2 separate regions of the Homo sapiens genome follow, and region 1 is linked to region 2. Evidence: read pairs that join two places in POLR2A ChIA-PET (ENCODE). Cell type or tissue: MCF 10A. All regions are shown on one strand. Each heading gives the region's core, and the rest is flanking DNA. Links, peaks and the distances in the headings are about the cores only. Region 1 overlaps LOC105377876 (a long non-coding RNA gene). Region 2 overlaps LOC105377877 (a long non-coding RNA gene).

Region 1 (8,353 bases), core at 117-8,116, 160 kb after region 2:
TATTATTATGGCCAGGGCTAGTGGAAGTAAGAGAAACACATTCTAATTCCTTATGGCTCTGATCATAAATTCTGGAGCAATAGTTTTCAAATATGGCTGCACATTGGAATCATCTGAAGTGTTTCAAAAAATTCAGATGCATAATATGAACCATGCATAGGTAAAAACATTTATTCAAAATATAAAATAGAACAATAATATAATGTAACAAAATATACAAAGTTCATTAATATTGTTTCAGATTTCATATTGCAACTAATATGTAAGAAACTACCATTTGTAGAATTTCGATGTAATATCAAGAACACCCACAGCTAACTGAAAATACTCCTTTCTTTTCCAACTACATGTCATGTGGGCCAGTTTTTCTTCAAATGTTTCAACCCAACAATTTATTGCAACATATCGAGTGCAGAAATGGATATGAGAATCTAGTGTTCTGTTTTAAGCCAGAAATTAAAGAGATCTGACCGGGTGCAGTGGCTTATGCCTGTAATCCCAGCACTTTGGGAGGCTGAGGCAGGCAGATCACTTGAGGTCAGGAGTTAAGAGACCAGCCTGGCCAACATGGTGAAACTCCGTCTCTACTAAAAATACAAAAATTAGCTGGACATGGCGGTGCATGCTTGTAATCCCAGCTACTCGGGAGGCTGAGGCAGGAGAATCACTTGAACCCGGAGGCAGAGGTTGCAGTGAGCCCATATTGTGCCACTGCACTCTAGACTGGGCTACAGAGAGAGACATCATCTCAACCAAAAAAAAAAAGAAATTAAAAAGATTCAAAAATTGCTAAATAATATGTCTGTTCACATTTGAGGAGAAAATATGGATTTATTTTTATAAAATATGTTATTTATGCCAATATGAAATGAGTATATTGTTATTTTAGTAAATTAATAGATAAATTATTTTTCCATTTTAATTTCTTAAATTTTGATAGGTATGATTAATATAAATAAAACCCTTTGGGGTCTTCAGTAAGTTTTAAGAATGTAACGGCATTATGAGATTATGCTGATCCAACAATCTTCATTTGGGAGTATCAGGAAAAACTTCCTAGCATTTGATAGAGCTTTTGTGGCTTGGCTGGGGATTTGGCAATTGAAGATTAGGGTTGGGCATATAAGAGGATGTTCTAGACAGAGGGATCAGTATGAGCTGAGGCCCAGAGGTGTGAAAGTTTGGAGAGAATTTGGGAAACAATGAATAGTCAGTCCATTTCAATTCAACTATCTACAGAGCACCCTTTGGGTGGTAGGTGGATGCTGTGTGTAGTGCCAGAGAGTAAGACACTATCTCTACCCTCAAACTCACAGTTCGTATTGGTGGGAGAATTATATTTTGAGTGGAAAAGCAGTCAACAATACACGTGGCCTGACCTCAACATTATTTTCCCAGGTGCTTTCTTTTTTTAAAAAACAATTTGCTTAATTTCATAATTCCTCATTTATGAGACTATGCAACAACTTAGATTTAATTAACTATAATGACTTTAGACTTTATTGTTTAGGCAACCTTTTTAGCAACAATGTCCATTTTTCTTTGTGGGCACCTTTTTCTTTATGCAGCCAGTTTTACAAGAAGCAGGTGAAATTCTTCAGCTGATATATGAGCAAGTTATGTCCATTAAAATTAATGAGAGCTGACTATGTGCACTGAGGGAAGAATATACTTCAAAAAGTTAATTTACACAATGTTTCTTGTTACGTTTTCATTGTAGGATTTCTTTTTCAATTATGCTTAATGAATTGTATTGAATGCCCTGTCTCTAAGGTTAGTGACATTAAATATGCTTCTAGTTCTGTTTCATGTCTTAGGCTGTCCAAAGCAATCTTTTAGAAGTGGAATTAATCTTATCACCTATGATGTTTAGACAAATGTAATGGTTTTCAATATAGTTCAATACCAAAGTCTCCACAGAAAGAGAATTCGATTAAGAGACTAGTAAAGGAGACAGAACAGATTGCTTGTAAAACATGTGACTTTTGGAGATAATAAGTGACACTTTATTTATTAAAAGAGCATTTCTGGTTAGAAAAATAAACAAAACCATCACATAACTGTGGGGATCTTCAGGGGAGGAAATGGGCCTTTTCTCCCAGGGATGCTTTCACGGGTTGTGCACAGTTTGTCAATAAACCTTGGTTTCATTAAAGAGTGTTCATCCTCATACTAATGAACCAAATTTGCCGAGAAACCCCAGAACAGCAAAATGGCAAACCTAACCCACACATTTATGTTATTGTCTACTTATTGGCTTCTGGATACAAATTGATCCTCTGTTGGCCTGTCTGTCTCAGACCTTCTAATAGGCTCAGGAACTGCCTGGGGCTTTCACTTACAAGGAGCCAATGAATCTGGTCATCCTTGGTGGTTGTTATTCTTAATAATCTTTTCCCCCGTTCTTCCAAAGGGACACCTAATAAGTGCCTTAACGCTCTATCAACATCACTGACATTATTATTGCAGAAACTTTTTACTGTTTCCTGCTTCTGGTAGCTTTAATAGGATCTTGGAGAGCACAAAGGTAATATTTCTGCTTGTCAGAAGGATTCCTTGGATTGAGCTTCTGTAATTTGAGCATTTGCTTTTGAGGCAGCAGATATGGGAAAACTATGAGCTCTTGTGTTGAATCTTTAGCCTGGTGGTTCCACAGAGATGTGCTTTGCGAATGGTGCTATTTTATTATTTGTTTTCACTTTCAGCCAGCATGTATCCATCATTCTAGTTTCAAAAGGGATATTCATGCCTTCATTAACTTATCTGGTATATAAGGAAGCAATCGTTAACACATAGACACTTGCTTTAAGGAGCTTTTGGTTTAGTTATCAACTGAATGCATACACTTTATTTTCAATGAAAATTAAATTTAAAAGATTGACTCTGTACTCTGTGAGTGATATTTTGGTTGTGACACTCATAGTGGCATATTATAAGGAGAATCCTGATACAAAAGAGGCAAGCCAACATATGTCTCTTAAATAATGCTACTTTTTTTACTTGTTTGTTTTAATAAGCAATGTCCCTTTCTAGGAAGGTATTTTGCTTCAGAGGATCTGCTAGCTGAAGTGCCACTGTGCTCCTCTGAGCACAGAACATGGATGCCTTTGGTCCCTGGTAGGAGGAGTGATGGGCCACACTTACAGATCCCAGGCGCAGAGCAACATTTTGCATGCACCCCTATTCCTTTTCCTTTAATTTTAACTCATCTGCCCTATTCTCTAAGACCCCTCATAGAGATTAGAGGATATCTAAATGAAATATTTTAGTGCTTAATTTTATTTTTGTGCTATTCCTTTTCTTTCTTGGTCTTTTAAAAAGCACCCTTGACCTCCTATATATTTTTGGTACCAATGTTTCTGAGGATGTGCTCTTTTCAATCACTACAGGAATTATTTCACAGAGAATGGGTCCAAGCTACCTGTAGTGTGACTTTAACATTGCAAGGAACCAAACCAGGGCCCAAACTGGGTGCTGAGGCCTTGTGGGGGCTGAGGGGGTAGAAGCTTAATTTTAACTTAAAGATTCAAGATTTGAGCTGAAGTATTTTTTGGGGGAAAAAGCACATGTATCAATAGATTTGGGCACAATGATTGTTTGAATAATGGCAGACATGAAGGTAGAGAAAGGAAACTATATTTAAACTTACTGTAAGGTCTCAAAACAAAGTACTTGAATGCAGAGATGAGACACTAAAGGAAGTGGAAAATGTGTAAATGTCAACTGTAAGATATATTAAAACGTAAAAAGAGTCTTTAATGGAAAGAGATTGGGAAGCACTAGTATAAGCAACCTGCCTATTTATTTTTCTTAACAAATCTATTTAAAATACTGTTAAGTCAATAAATCTCAGGTTGATTGTACATAGAAAAGTCAGATGGAGAAAATCCCATGATGAGAGAAACAATTAATGATGTGATTTCTTTACAGTTCAACCAGCAATTTTTAAGAATTGCACTCTCTGGATTCAGTTCTGAACTGGTCAGTGCAGTGGATATTGTTTGGTTTGTCAGTCAGTAAAAATGTTGCATCAAAATTGGAAACTTTTCTCTTATTCTAGGAAACTACAGATATTTTGATTTAAAAAATACCACTTTAAACATTTATATTATTTAGATTTGGGCACCATTGTGATAGCAGAAATGAAGAACAGACAGATAAATTCAGAATATATAAAAATACTGTCTACGCAGCACCATTCCAGTTGCAACATCTATACAAAAGCCAGTCTGGTAGTTTTATTTTTATATTGCAATTAGAGCTTGAGGTAAAATTTAGAGCTACCAGTATGTTTCCTTACTCAGGTATTGGATGCTCAGAAATGGACTCCTACATGGGTCATAAATCAGAAAAATGATTTGTGATGCCTTTTACCAAGGCTTGCTTTCAGAATTTTGGGACCTCCTCAGCCATAGATTTTTTTTTTTTTTTTTGGGTGAATAAGTAGCTCCATTATGGCTGTGACAATTGTGTGGATTCTAGAGTCTGTGCTGTATCTCTTTTATCTGCTGCTTTTCACCACATTCTGAATTTCACCCTCTCATGTATTTGTGTTTTTGTTCCTCTCTAGCCCTGTTCTTAATATTCATCGTTGTCGTCATCATGATGATTATCTATCTGATATTCATATAAGAGAACAGCATGTTTGCATGTTCTAGTATTTTAGAAGTTTAATTAAAAACCAGGGACTTTTAAGCTCAGTTTGATCTGTTCTTTTAATCTTTTGGTCTTTGGCAATAAAATCCTCAAAATAAAAGCATTCTAGCTATTTTTAATTCATAGATTTTTACTTATTTGAATTGTAGATTTAAGATTTTTATCAAGTGTTTGTTACGTTTCTTTAAACTTTGAGATTTCCAAAGCTTCTCTGCAGACTAAAATAGAATCCACCTGCTTCCCTCTACCACTATCATGCATTATAAAGGGTGCTTTTATCCCCCTCTTAGATGGACACCTTTGAAAAATTCTAGTGAAAAAGTAGGATGTAAAATATGGTGATTTCCTTCACAGGCAGTCTTTATGGGACTGTATCTATTTTGTAAGGTAGAAAAAATTAGTTTTACAATCAGGGCCACCCCTCTCAGTGAAAAGGGGTTCAATCCAGCCTATGATCTAGCCCTGGTCCAGCATGGAGAAAGGAAAACTCCTTTTTCTACAGGGTCCATCCAAAGAGGTGACTTTTTCCTAATTCCTACAAACCACATGGCACATGCTAGAAGCAGCCATAGTAAGATACATTGAAGCAATTAAAAAATTTTTCTACAAAAGATAAAAATTGCCCCTCATTTATCTTTTTATACAAATCCAACAATGAAGTCATTGCCAAGTACGGCAACCATAACCCAAAGTCTCTTATGTTCCTGGGAGCATCAGAAATGTTTCCATTCTCCCAAATACACACATATGTATACACACACATAAACACATATATGGAGTGAATTCATTTTCAGTATGGCTGTTGCCCTATATTTAATGATATGCCAGAAGGTTGAAGGTACTAACATTTCTGCTATACATTCATATTGGGAAGAAATTAATTATATAAAATGTTATGTTGCTTTAAATATTCTTTGACTTTAGAAAATGATTTTTCTATAAAAAACTGCTAATGTTAGAATCATAACTAAATTTGTTTATCTGGAATCCAGAGTTATAGTCTTTTCAGTGTTAACTTGCATAATCTATTCTGTTTTGATGAGGAAGAGACAATGGCCAGTAAACAAGTTGACGACAGAGAATTCTAGAAATCAACTTTCAGACTGCCATAAACTAGATGACTATATTGATTCATCATGAAATTTATCTTCCAAACCTGAGCACTTTCGAGAGTGAAAGAGAGAACTATGCTTGGACTGTAGTGTTAACTGGGACGTTCCAGGTAAAGTGAAATATATGAAGACCCTGGTTATAAATCACAGAAAAATCTTAGTTAATAATTTAACATAGACTGTAAGATATAGTATTTCACTCTTTAAAAATGTCTTAAGCATGCACTAAATGTTTTATGGTGTGCTAGTTCTTTGTTAGTGTGTACAAACATGAATCTAATACACAGGTCTCAGCTTACAAATAGGAGATAAAAGATAGGCATGTGCAGCATGGTTTGGCTCTTTAAGATGCTGCTTCTGGCCCGGTAAGATGTATCAAGGCAGCCAGAAAAACTTATAATTCTCAGAACCAAGCGTTCAATGCTCTTTTGTCACTTCCTGGTTTTGCTCCCACCTTCCTCTTCCTCACTTCGTGATCTTATCCTCCCCAACCCAGGCTTAACAGGACCTGACCACTCTTTGCCTCTCTCCTCCAACGATTCTGGAAAAATGGCAGCTTACAACATGTTTTATGGATTTCTTTTTAGCCTTTTATAGCATGAGTTAATTTTATTTGCATATGTACACTGATTTGTTAGTGTGTGGGAGATTGTTTATTAGTCAATTTTCTCTTCGATGACTTATTTAAGATTTTCAGACCACAGCTGCAACTCATTTTGTGTTTTATTATGTATTATAATTTTATTTTAAAATTGTACCATGCATGTAGAATTCTCTCCTGTCTTAACTTATTTTTATGTCATCTCTCCTTGGCAAAAGTCATGATTCTTTTATTATAATCTGTCCAATAGAGAAGGAAAACAATAATAAACCAATTAAAAAGGAGGCAAGCTTTAAATTTCTCACTGACATAGTAATACTAGACCTACTGAATCTGTTCCTCGAATCTGTTACTGTGAGACTCCTACAATATTAGATATTCATTATTTATTTCTTAGCATACAGCATTTGGAAGACAATGATTGTAACTAAAGGAAAGAGAGCTAATTGCAGAAAGTCCAATATGAGATCCAGTGATGACTGGTTCTATATTGCCCCAAGAGAAGCAGCTATTTAGCCATTATCTCTTCGATCTGATCATTACAGACAGTCAAACTAGAAAATTAAAGCCTCAAATAAAGAGCTCTCAGAGAATCTCTGGAAGGATCATTTATAAACTTGATTCAATTCTAAGAGTTTGTAATTTCAAAAGTGAGAGTAGAAGTCATATTTAGGAAAATATGAAGCCTTCAACTTTAAAGATAATCAATTCTTCCCTGTTTATTGTATGCCTAGCAATGTAGAGTGCTGGAGTTTTAGCAGCAAATAAAATAGTTCACTTCCCTGCCTTTAAGGCTTTTCACTGTAGCAAAGAAGACATTGCACATGCATGTTTCCGAGGACACATACATGGATGCATAAGAGCTATGAAGATGAATCATAGGCTGATAGACATTCGAATTTGGAGGGAGCATTTTGACTATGCAATGCCAGTACCAAGTGAAATTGTTTCTAAGAGGTGAGAGTGTTTCAGCAGGTGGAGTTAATGTGGCTGGGAAGGCAGAGGTCATGGGCAAAGGAATGAGGGAAGGGCTTGGTAGACTATAGAAAATAGTATGGTGTCCCTCAGAAAATTAAAAATAGAGTTACTATATGATTTGGCAATTCTACTTTTTGGTATATACCCAAAAGAACTGAAAGGAGAGTTTCTAAGAAATATTTGTATTCCCATGTTCACAGCAGCATTATTCACAATAGCCCAACGGTGGAAGCAACCCAACTGTCCATTGATAGATAAATGGATAAACAAAATGTGGTGTATACACACAGTGAAATATTTTTTCAGCCTTAAAAAGGAAGGAAACCCTAACACATGCTACAACTTGGAGGAACCTTGAGGACATTAAGCTAAGCAAAATAAGCCAGTCAGAAAAAGGCAAATATTGTGTTTTTCATTGATATGAGGTACCTATAGAATGGTCAAATGCATAGAGACAGAACATAGAATGGTGGTTGACAGGCTGGAGTGAGGACAAAATGTGGGGTTGTTTAAAGGGTCTAGAGTTTCACAACATGAAAATAGTTTTGGAGATTGGTTGCACATACTTAACAATATTGAACTGTACACTTCTAGTGGTTAAGATGATAAATTTTATGTTATGCATATTTTATCACAATTTTAAAAGAGAGAGAGAAAGAGATATGCTAGAGTGTGTCCATAGATCTTGAGCAGTGGAGACAAAAAAAAGGGATCAAAGTTAGCTTTAAGATTTTAAGCTTATATGACTGACTGAGAGAAAAATGGCAACATTAGTGAGGGAGAAATTGGGTGGAGAAGGTTGGTGTGGGTGGTTGGGGTAGAAAGGTTTGGTGGAGATGATGACTTGGATTTTAAAATGTTCACCTGGAGGATGTGGTGGGACATCTTGTTGGTGGTAATTTGAGAAGAAGAGCTAAAAATATGTCATTTATCCTTTTCTTAGGTTAATAAAACTTACCTATCATGTATTTGGTAAGGTTATTTATCATGATGTAAAAATGACTTT
Region 2 (8,353 bases), core at 213-8,212:
TATTTTTGAGAGCTATAAGAATGTGTGTCTAGTCCTTGTGACAGACGACTTGTAGACAATTGACCAGTTAGAAAAAGCCTAGAAGCTATGTTATCTATAAATGCAACCTTCAAATTCCAATATTTATGAACAGGTCTCTCACACTTTACCATGACAAATGATGTTACAGGAGCTAATTAAAAATGACCAACTTTTAAAATAACTTTCATGTCTACAATTCTTTAGACCCTATGACTCAGGAATCACATTTCCCTTACATGGTGTTTGGTAAACTTCAATGTGTGTGCTGTAGTTGATATCCAGGATTAGCTTGTTTCTTTTAAATTGTCTAGGGATGTGTCCAAAAGAACATTTAAAAATGTGCCTTGTGATACATAAACAGTTTAAAGGTCAATGGAAATTTAAAAATCCAAACATCCAATAGAAAGTATAATGAAATAGCAAATCAGAATTAATTTTCTCTTATTTTTCATCCACATTTACTTTGGAACATAAACCTACTTTCTAGGTTAATAGATACTTACAAGCTAATATATGTTTGATGTTAACTGTTAAATGTATGATCATTTAAACTTTTTAAAAATCCTTTAAAAATTTTTTATAAACAAAGCTTTCTTTTTAGAAATCACATCCTTTTCAATAAAAATCATTTTTATTTCTTTTCTTTTTTTTTTTTTTCTTGAGACATGATCTTGGCTCACTGCAGCCTTGCCTTCCCAGGCTCAAGCCATCCTCCCACCTCAGCCTCCCAAGCAGTTGAGACTGCAGGCATGTCCCACCATGCCCAGCTAATTTTGTTTATTTTTTGTAGAGATGAGGTCTCTACTCACTGTGTTTCCTGGGCTGGTCTCCAACTTCTGGGCTCAAGCACTCTTCCTGCCTCAGCCTCCCAATATGCTGGGGCTACAGGTGTGAGCCACCATGCCTGGCCGATAAGCAGCATTTAATATATATAAATATATATAAATATAATATATGTAATTAATATATTAATAGAATATAACCTGTTCACAGAAGGCTGAATGATAATATAGCTCAGTTATGGCTACCATTTATTGAACATTTATGACACATTAGGCTCTTTCATATATCTCATTTAATTCTCATGTCAGCTCTACAGGTAAATAATATTATGTTTCTTTTACGGATAAGGAAACTGAGGCTCAGTGAGCTTAAGTAATTTTTCTGTGATCCACAGATAGAAAATGATAGAGTGATACAGAAACTTAAGTCTCACATTTGAAAAATCCAAAAAACCCTACCATTATACCACATAGGTTTTGAATAAGTTACAATGCAATTTCACATATATTTATCCCTTAAACTTGCTCTCACTATTTACGTTCTGAAATCTGAAATATGGTTCCTAGGCTCATGCTTTTGCTTTTCTCTATATTCAGTTAAGTATTGTAGAAAATTATGTAGAAGTATTTCTATTGAACATAATAGCCCTCCAATAAATACAGTCAGCCCTCCAGATCCACAGGTTCCTATCCAACTGCATGGATGCAACCAACTGCAGATTTTACAAATCTTTTACATATTTTTGAAATATTAAAAAAATCCACAAAGGTCCAAAAAGCGAGATTTGAATTTGCCATATGCCAAGCACTATGTTGATTCTATGTGAATGAAGTGATATATAGGCATTGTATTATGTATTAAATGTAATCTAGAGATGATTTAGAGTATATGGGAGGATGTACATAGGGTATATGCATATACTACCCCACTTTATCTAAGGGATGTGAGCATCCGTGGATTTTGGTATTTGAGGGGGGTCCTGGAACCAATTCCCCATGGATACCAAGGGACGACTGCATTTACAGACTGAATGCAGAATTGATCCTAGAACAATATCATTTTTGTCTCTTTAAAAGCACCCTAATAAACACTGATCTGTGGAGCGTTGCGTGTTGATAGAGACTGGACAGCTCTGGGTCTCAGATCTCTACAGCAGCATATAAAAAAATAAGGCATTCATTACTGATGCTGAAACAACTTCTCCTCCCTGTGGACTGCCTCTTAAGCCACAATAACATTTTACAAATACAATATTATTCAGCCAATCATTTCCCAAGATGCGTAGAAATCTGAATGCAGATCATATTTGTGTAAGTCTCAGCACAGTTTTATGTCTGAAAAGTGAATTCAGTGACAGTTATTACAAATGTCTCAGCCTCCTTTTGAAAGGCATCTCACTAAGGTCAAGAATTAAGAAACTAACTTTTTGTTCCTTTGGTCTCTGTCATGAAAACTTGAGGCTAAACATATTTGTACTATGCAAACATTCAAAGCAGCAGCTAGGTACTACATGTTTTAATGTAATTTTTATCTATGATATGCTGTGAAAATATTTCTAAGAAAACATCTAACTGCTGAAACTTCTCCATTATATCAATTATATTGAGACACTGAATAATAAGTACATTTTTACTCCTCATTGGAATTTCTTTCATTTTTTTCCTTAGTTTTCTCATTTTTCCTAAAAGAGATGTACTTGTCACACAAAGTAATTATTAAGCATTGTGAGATTTGTGCTTCAATTGGAGATAAAAAATAATATGAAAATGAGATGAAAATAAGATTAAAACGTTACCTCTTTCATCTCCATGGATTGGAATCAAAATGTCTGTTTACCTCAAGTACCCATCATATCATCTTTTCCTTTCTGCAAGACCACAGTGGTAGAGGATAAAGCTTGCTCTCCTGGCACCATGGAGCCCAGAAAATTGCTGTCTTTCTCTTGTTTGTATTTCTGTACTCTGCACTAGGTACTACCAGAGGTTGGCAGGAAGCATGTTAGAAATGAGACTAATGCTTTCTATTTCAAGTGGGTGCTGGAGGATATTAGAGGTAAAAGCTGCCCTTGAAGAGCCCACTTCATCTTGTAACGAGACTTTGCGGCCCGTCCTGCTGGAATCTGGGTTACTTTTGGAAACCCAGTTTATTACCTAGAGATGTGAGAAGTCTTGATTGACCTGTCCTCCCTCTATGGCTAATAGAACTGTCAGCTCTCCTGTCACTCGGCCATCTCCAGCCCTAGAATATAATAAAGACCTTGAAGGTAATACGGGAAGTGGAGCATCCCAAGGGTATAGCCTTCTCAAAAATAAGGCTGCTTGTTGAACCCAATACTCTACTTCAAAGGTTTGAATTCATAGCAAAGGGGAGTGAACTTGAAATAGCCTTGCTTTTTTAATCAGTATAATTTCCTTTTCCATTTCAGCATGTGCATATCACTTCAATCTATGAATGTCCCAAATGTAGCAATGAAAAGTTGAGCCTGGCAAGGTGAGAAAAGATAACTCAGAGGAGGCCATGATTTGTGTGTGTGTGTGTGTGTTGGGGATATGAATAGGTAATAGCAGTTAGTTGTAAGGGGTGCTTTGTCTGAAGGAAAGCTAAAACCCAGGTTTTAGTAAATAACTATTAAATTCTATTCCATTTATTGAACCAGGCAATATACATTGACCTCTTGATCTTAACTGGTATCATTCCCTCTGCTGAAGTTAGAGACAGAAGATGCCCTGACAGAGATGATTAATGTTCACAAAACATTCATGTTCTCTCCTTTACATTTACACCCAGTCTCCCTTGCAGGAATGTTTGAACCATGAGACTAAGTTCTCATCAATGGGAGCTGAGCAGAGATAATAAACCATTTCCAGAACTGACTGCTGAAAACATCTCAAGTGACTCTCCATGTCTCTCTTCCCTTGCCTTTTGACCTTAGAGGCCACAAGTTCCAGATGGCATTACTACAAGGGAGGAGCAACCTGGATTCCTGGATTTCTGCTCAGAAGAGGACTGCCCTGGAGAGCTACTCAGTTACACTTCAAATAAGCGAAAATAAACTTTTATTTTATTAAGCCAATGGGATTTCAGGGTTTGTTATCACACAGCATAGATTATCCCAGGAGTTCTCAAAATGTGATTCCCAGACAGCAGCATCAGCATCTCCTGGGAATTTGTTAGATATGCATATTTTTGAGCTCACCTGAAGTCTAGTAAATCAGAAACTGAGGGTGGGACACAGTGATCTGTGTTTTAGCAGGCCCTGCAAGTGATTCTGATACACTCTAAAGCTTTGAGAACCATAGGTCTAAACTACCTCATCAATATGGCAGAATCCTTGATCTCCAGGATCTCACAGTCTAATAGACAGAGGCCCTTGTATCCTAACCTCTTCTCAATTTTCCCAAGTCCTTCTTGCCTTTGCTGAAACCAGCCCATCTTCTGAGGACAGGACGTTTCTTATAGCTCTCTCAAAGCAGTGCTATTTATTCTTTTACTACTCGTGCCAAACCTGCGGTTGGTGATGAAACAAACTGTTGTTATCTTTGCTTCTTCCAACTTAGCACTCTCTTACTCTTCTATAAGAAAAAAATATTTTGAAACTCATGCCATTCAGCTCTATCATTCTTTTTATTTCCTGGTTTATGTCATCTGGCAGCCTCTGGGTGTCCATTTATTAATGACTTTGGCATGTGGATCACAGTCTTCACCTCCACCATGAGTATGGATCATTTCTATGCACACTTATACTTGTTTAAATCTCTCTTAGATAAAATAAATTCCTGAACCTCACATAACCCTCCTAAGTTTTTGTCCTATTTCTCCTCTCCCTATTCACAACCACATTTCTTGAGTTGTCTATAATCATTGTCTCCATTTTTTTTTACTCCTCTCAAATCCATTGCAATCTAACTTATGCCCTCAACAATCTACCAAAATACTGTTTGTGAACATCACCAATGTCTTCAATGTAGCTGAATTCAATGAATAATGTCAGAGCTCAATTACCTGATCTGACTCTGATAACCACACCCTTCTATTTGAGATAATTTCTTCTCTCAACTTTTCTTGTACACTTTTTTATTATTTTAAATTTTCTGACCAGTTCTTCTGCGTCCTTCATGCGTGCCCATCTTCCTCAAAGCATAGTCCTTGCTCCCCACCCCCCGTTTTTCCTTATGCTATATTCCTCCCCTAAGAAATCTCAGCCCAAACTATATTTCAATTACCATGGATGCCCAGATGACTGACAAAGGTATATTTTCATTTAAGACCTCCCATCTAAATTCAATCCCCTATGTCCAACTGTCCACTGACTTCTCTTGATATCTCAAGCATATCTTAAACTCAACATGTCCCACCCAGAACTTAGAATTTTGCCGTGCATCACTCAGTACTCTTTATCTCAGTAAAGGATATTCTCATCGGTCTATTTCTATTAGCCAGAAACCCATGAGTTGTTCTTGATGCTGACTTCTCCCTTACTCTTCATATCCAATATATCACCAACTCCTGTCAATGTGATCATACTGAATATCTCTCAAATGTTCCTGTTTTTAACCTTTCCACCAGCATCATTCTTGTCCAAGCTACTATCTACTTTTATCTGGACCACTACATTTGCCCCTCAAGTGACGTATCCACATCTATTCTATGTCATCTCATTCTTTTTTTCTAAAAATCTTCCAGTAGCATCACATTGTTCTCAGAATAAAGAATAAAATGTTTATTATCCATATGACACCTTTTATATATTAGTCCTTCTTTCCACTTACACCTCACTTCACACTCTTCCATTTGGTCTCTTTCTAATTTTTAGCTGCGTGACCTGTTGCAAGTTATTTAACTTCATTGATTTTCAGATATCTGTAAAATGGTGACATTAATGTCAATTTAATTGGGCTCGGTATCTGAAACAGAGCATATCATAAATGGTAGGAAGGGTTCTAGTGATTATTAAAGATTTACAGCAATTCTAATTCTGAGTTTAGATCTCTGATCAAATGGATTGTTCAATACAGATCACAAAATACTATGCTACAAGTCATCTGTCTTCAGTGTTTTAGCAGGACCATTTGTGATGATAAATATAACTCCTGAGGAATTCTGGGTGGATCCTCGAGATGTGTGATTCCTCCTAGTCCTGAAAATGCTGCACCAGACAAGTCACACACATCCTTAAGGATTCTTTGTTGTAAATTCTTTTTGCTGAATTAGCTGACAGAGTTGAAGATTTCTTAGCTCAGCAGTTCTTCTGGGTTTCAGTTTGGGCCTGCCATCAATGATTCATGAAGAACATATTAAAGTTTAGGTTTCGATCATAAAAAGGCAATGTGAATGCTTCACATAGGGGGTGTAATTAGATCAATTACATGAAGTCTCAAGGTAATTATAAAGGGAATATATATATATATTATATATATATAAAGGGAATATATATATAATATATATGTAAAGGGAATATATATATATTATATATATAAAGGGAATATATATAATATATATAAAGGGAATATATATAATATATATATAAAGGGAATATATATAATATATATATAAAGGGAATATATATATAATATATATATAAAGGGAATATATATCTATATAATATATATATAAAGGGAATATATATATATAATATATATAAAGGGAATATATATAATATATATATATAAAGGGAATATATATATATAATATATATATAAAGGGAATATATATATATAATATATATATTCTACTTTAAATTCTGGGGTACATGTGCAGAATGTGCAGGTTTGTTACATAGGTATACAAGTGCCATGGTGGTTTGCTGCACCCATCAACCTGTCATCTACATTAGGTATTTCTTCTAAAGCTATCCCTCTCCCAGCCCCCCACCCCTGACAGGCCCCAGTGTGTGATGCCCCTGCCTCCATATCCATGTGTTCTCATTGTTCAATTCCCACTTATGAGTGAGAACATGTGGTATTTGGTTTTCTGTTCTTGTGTTAGTTTGCTGAGAATGATGGTTTCCAGCTTCATCCATGTCCCTGCAAAGGACATGAATTCATCCTTTTTCATGGCTGCATAGTATTCCATGGTGTATGTGTGCCTCATTTTCTTTATCCAGTCTATCATTGTTGGGCATTTGGGTTGGTTCCAAGTCTTTGCTATTGTGAACAATGCCACAATAAACATATGTGTCCATGTGTCTTTATAGTAGAATGATTTATAATACTTTGGGTATATACCTAGCAATGGGATTGCTGGGTCAAATGGTATTTCTAGTTCTAGATCCTTGAGGAATCGCCACATTGTCTTCCACAATGGTTGAACTAATTTATGCTCCCACCAACAGTGTAAAAGCGTTCCTATTTCTCCACATCCTCTCCAGCATCTGTTGTTTCCTGACTTTTTAATGATCACTATTCTAACTGGCGTGAGATGTTATCTTGTTGTGATTTTGATTTGCATTTCTCTAATGACCAGTGATGATAAGCTTTTCTTTTCATATATTTGTTGGCTGCATAAATGTCTTCTTTTGAGAAGTGTCTATTCATATCCTTCACCCACCTTTCGATGGGGTTGTTTTTTTCTTGTAAATTTGTTTAAGTTCTTTCCAGATTCTTGGTATTAACCTTTTGTCAGATGGATAGATTGCAAAAATGTTCTCCCATTCTGTAGATTGCCTGTTCACTCTCATGATAGTTTCTTTTGCTGTGCAGAAGGTCTTTAGTTTAATTAGGTCCTATTTGTCAATATTGGCTTTCGTTGCCATTGCTTTTGGTATTATAGTCATGAAGTCTTTGCCCATGCCTATGTCCTGAATGGTATTGCCCAGGCTTTCTTCTAGGGTTTTTATGGTTTTAGGTCTTATGTTTAAATCTTTAATCCATCTTGCATTAATTTTTGTATAAGGTGTAAGGAAGGGATCCAGTTTCAGCTTTCTGCATATGGCTCACCAGTTTTCCCAACACCATTTATTAAATAGGGAATCCTTTCCCCATTTCTTGTTTTTGTCAGGTTTGTCAAAGATCAGATGGTTGTAGATGTGTGGTGTTATTTCTGAGGCCTCTGTTCTGTTTCATTGGTCTGTATATCTGTTTTGGTGCCAGTATCATGCTGTTTTGGTTACTGTAGCCTTGTAGTATAGTTTGAAGTCAGGTAGTGTGATGCCTCCAGCTTTGTTCTTTTTGCTTAGGATTGTCTTTGCTATGCGGGCTCTTTAATTTCATGTTGCTCAGATTGTTTCCAGCTTGAGAAAATGTCATCCCTGGATCTTTAGGTCCATTATTTATCTAACATCTATCCTATGTTAACCTTTTGGATGATACTTGTTTGGAAAAGCTAACTGAAGTATATTGTCTTAAAGGACCATTGAATATGGGATGCCAAATCAAGCCTATGTGTTTGTTCTTTAAAAGATTTTTCTTCCCTTTTATCCTCTAACAATATAAATGTAGGAAAGAATTAGAATAGACCTATTAAGTATCATCATGCAAAGTTAAGGAGAATTAATAAGCTGCACAATTCCAGCATGATGATTCTAGTCACCCTGGTGATGCGCATCTAACAG

The links. Peaks named below come from ENCODE experiments on the same cell type or tissue, not always from the same donor. Only the 100,000 strongest peaks of a DNase experiment are listed, where the experiment ranks them.
Region 1: POLR2A ChIA-PET joins it to region 2 with 8 read pairs; 2 of 35 experiments call an interaction of 5 or more read pairs at or near these places.

What each region holds. Positions count from the first base shown.
Region 1 is chr6:82,656,825-82,665,177 of GRCh38, reverse strand. All of the region lies in intron 5 of LOC105377876 (a long non-coding RNA gene), which reads left to right. Among named protein-coding and RNA genes, the nearest start is that of TPBG, 300 kb to the right of the region's middle. In MCF 10A, for the core only: no CTCF peak of the experiment used is centred there; no DNase peak of the experiment used is centred there.
Region 2 is chr6:82,814,934-82,823,286 of GRCh38, reverse strand. LOC105377877 (a long non-coding RNA gene) reads left to right here. Exons shown (of 3, transcript XR_007059665.1): 3 at 3,737-3,877. Among named protein-coding and RNA genes, the nearest start is that of UBE3D, 250 kb to the left of the region's middle. In MCF 10A, for the core only: no CTCF peak of the experiment used is centred there; a DNase peak (open chromatin) is centred at 4,356.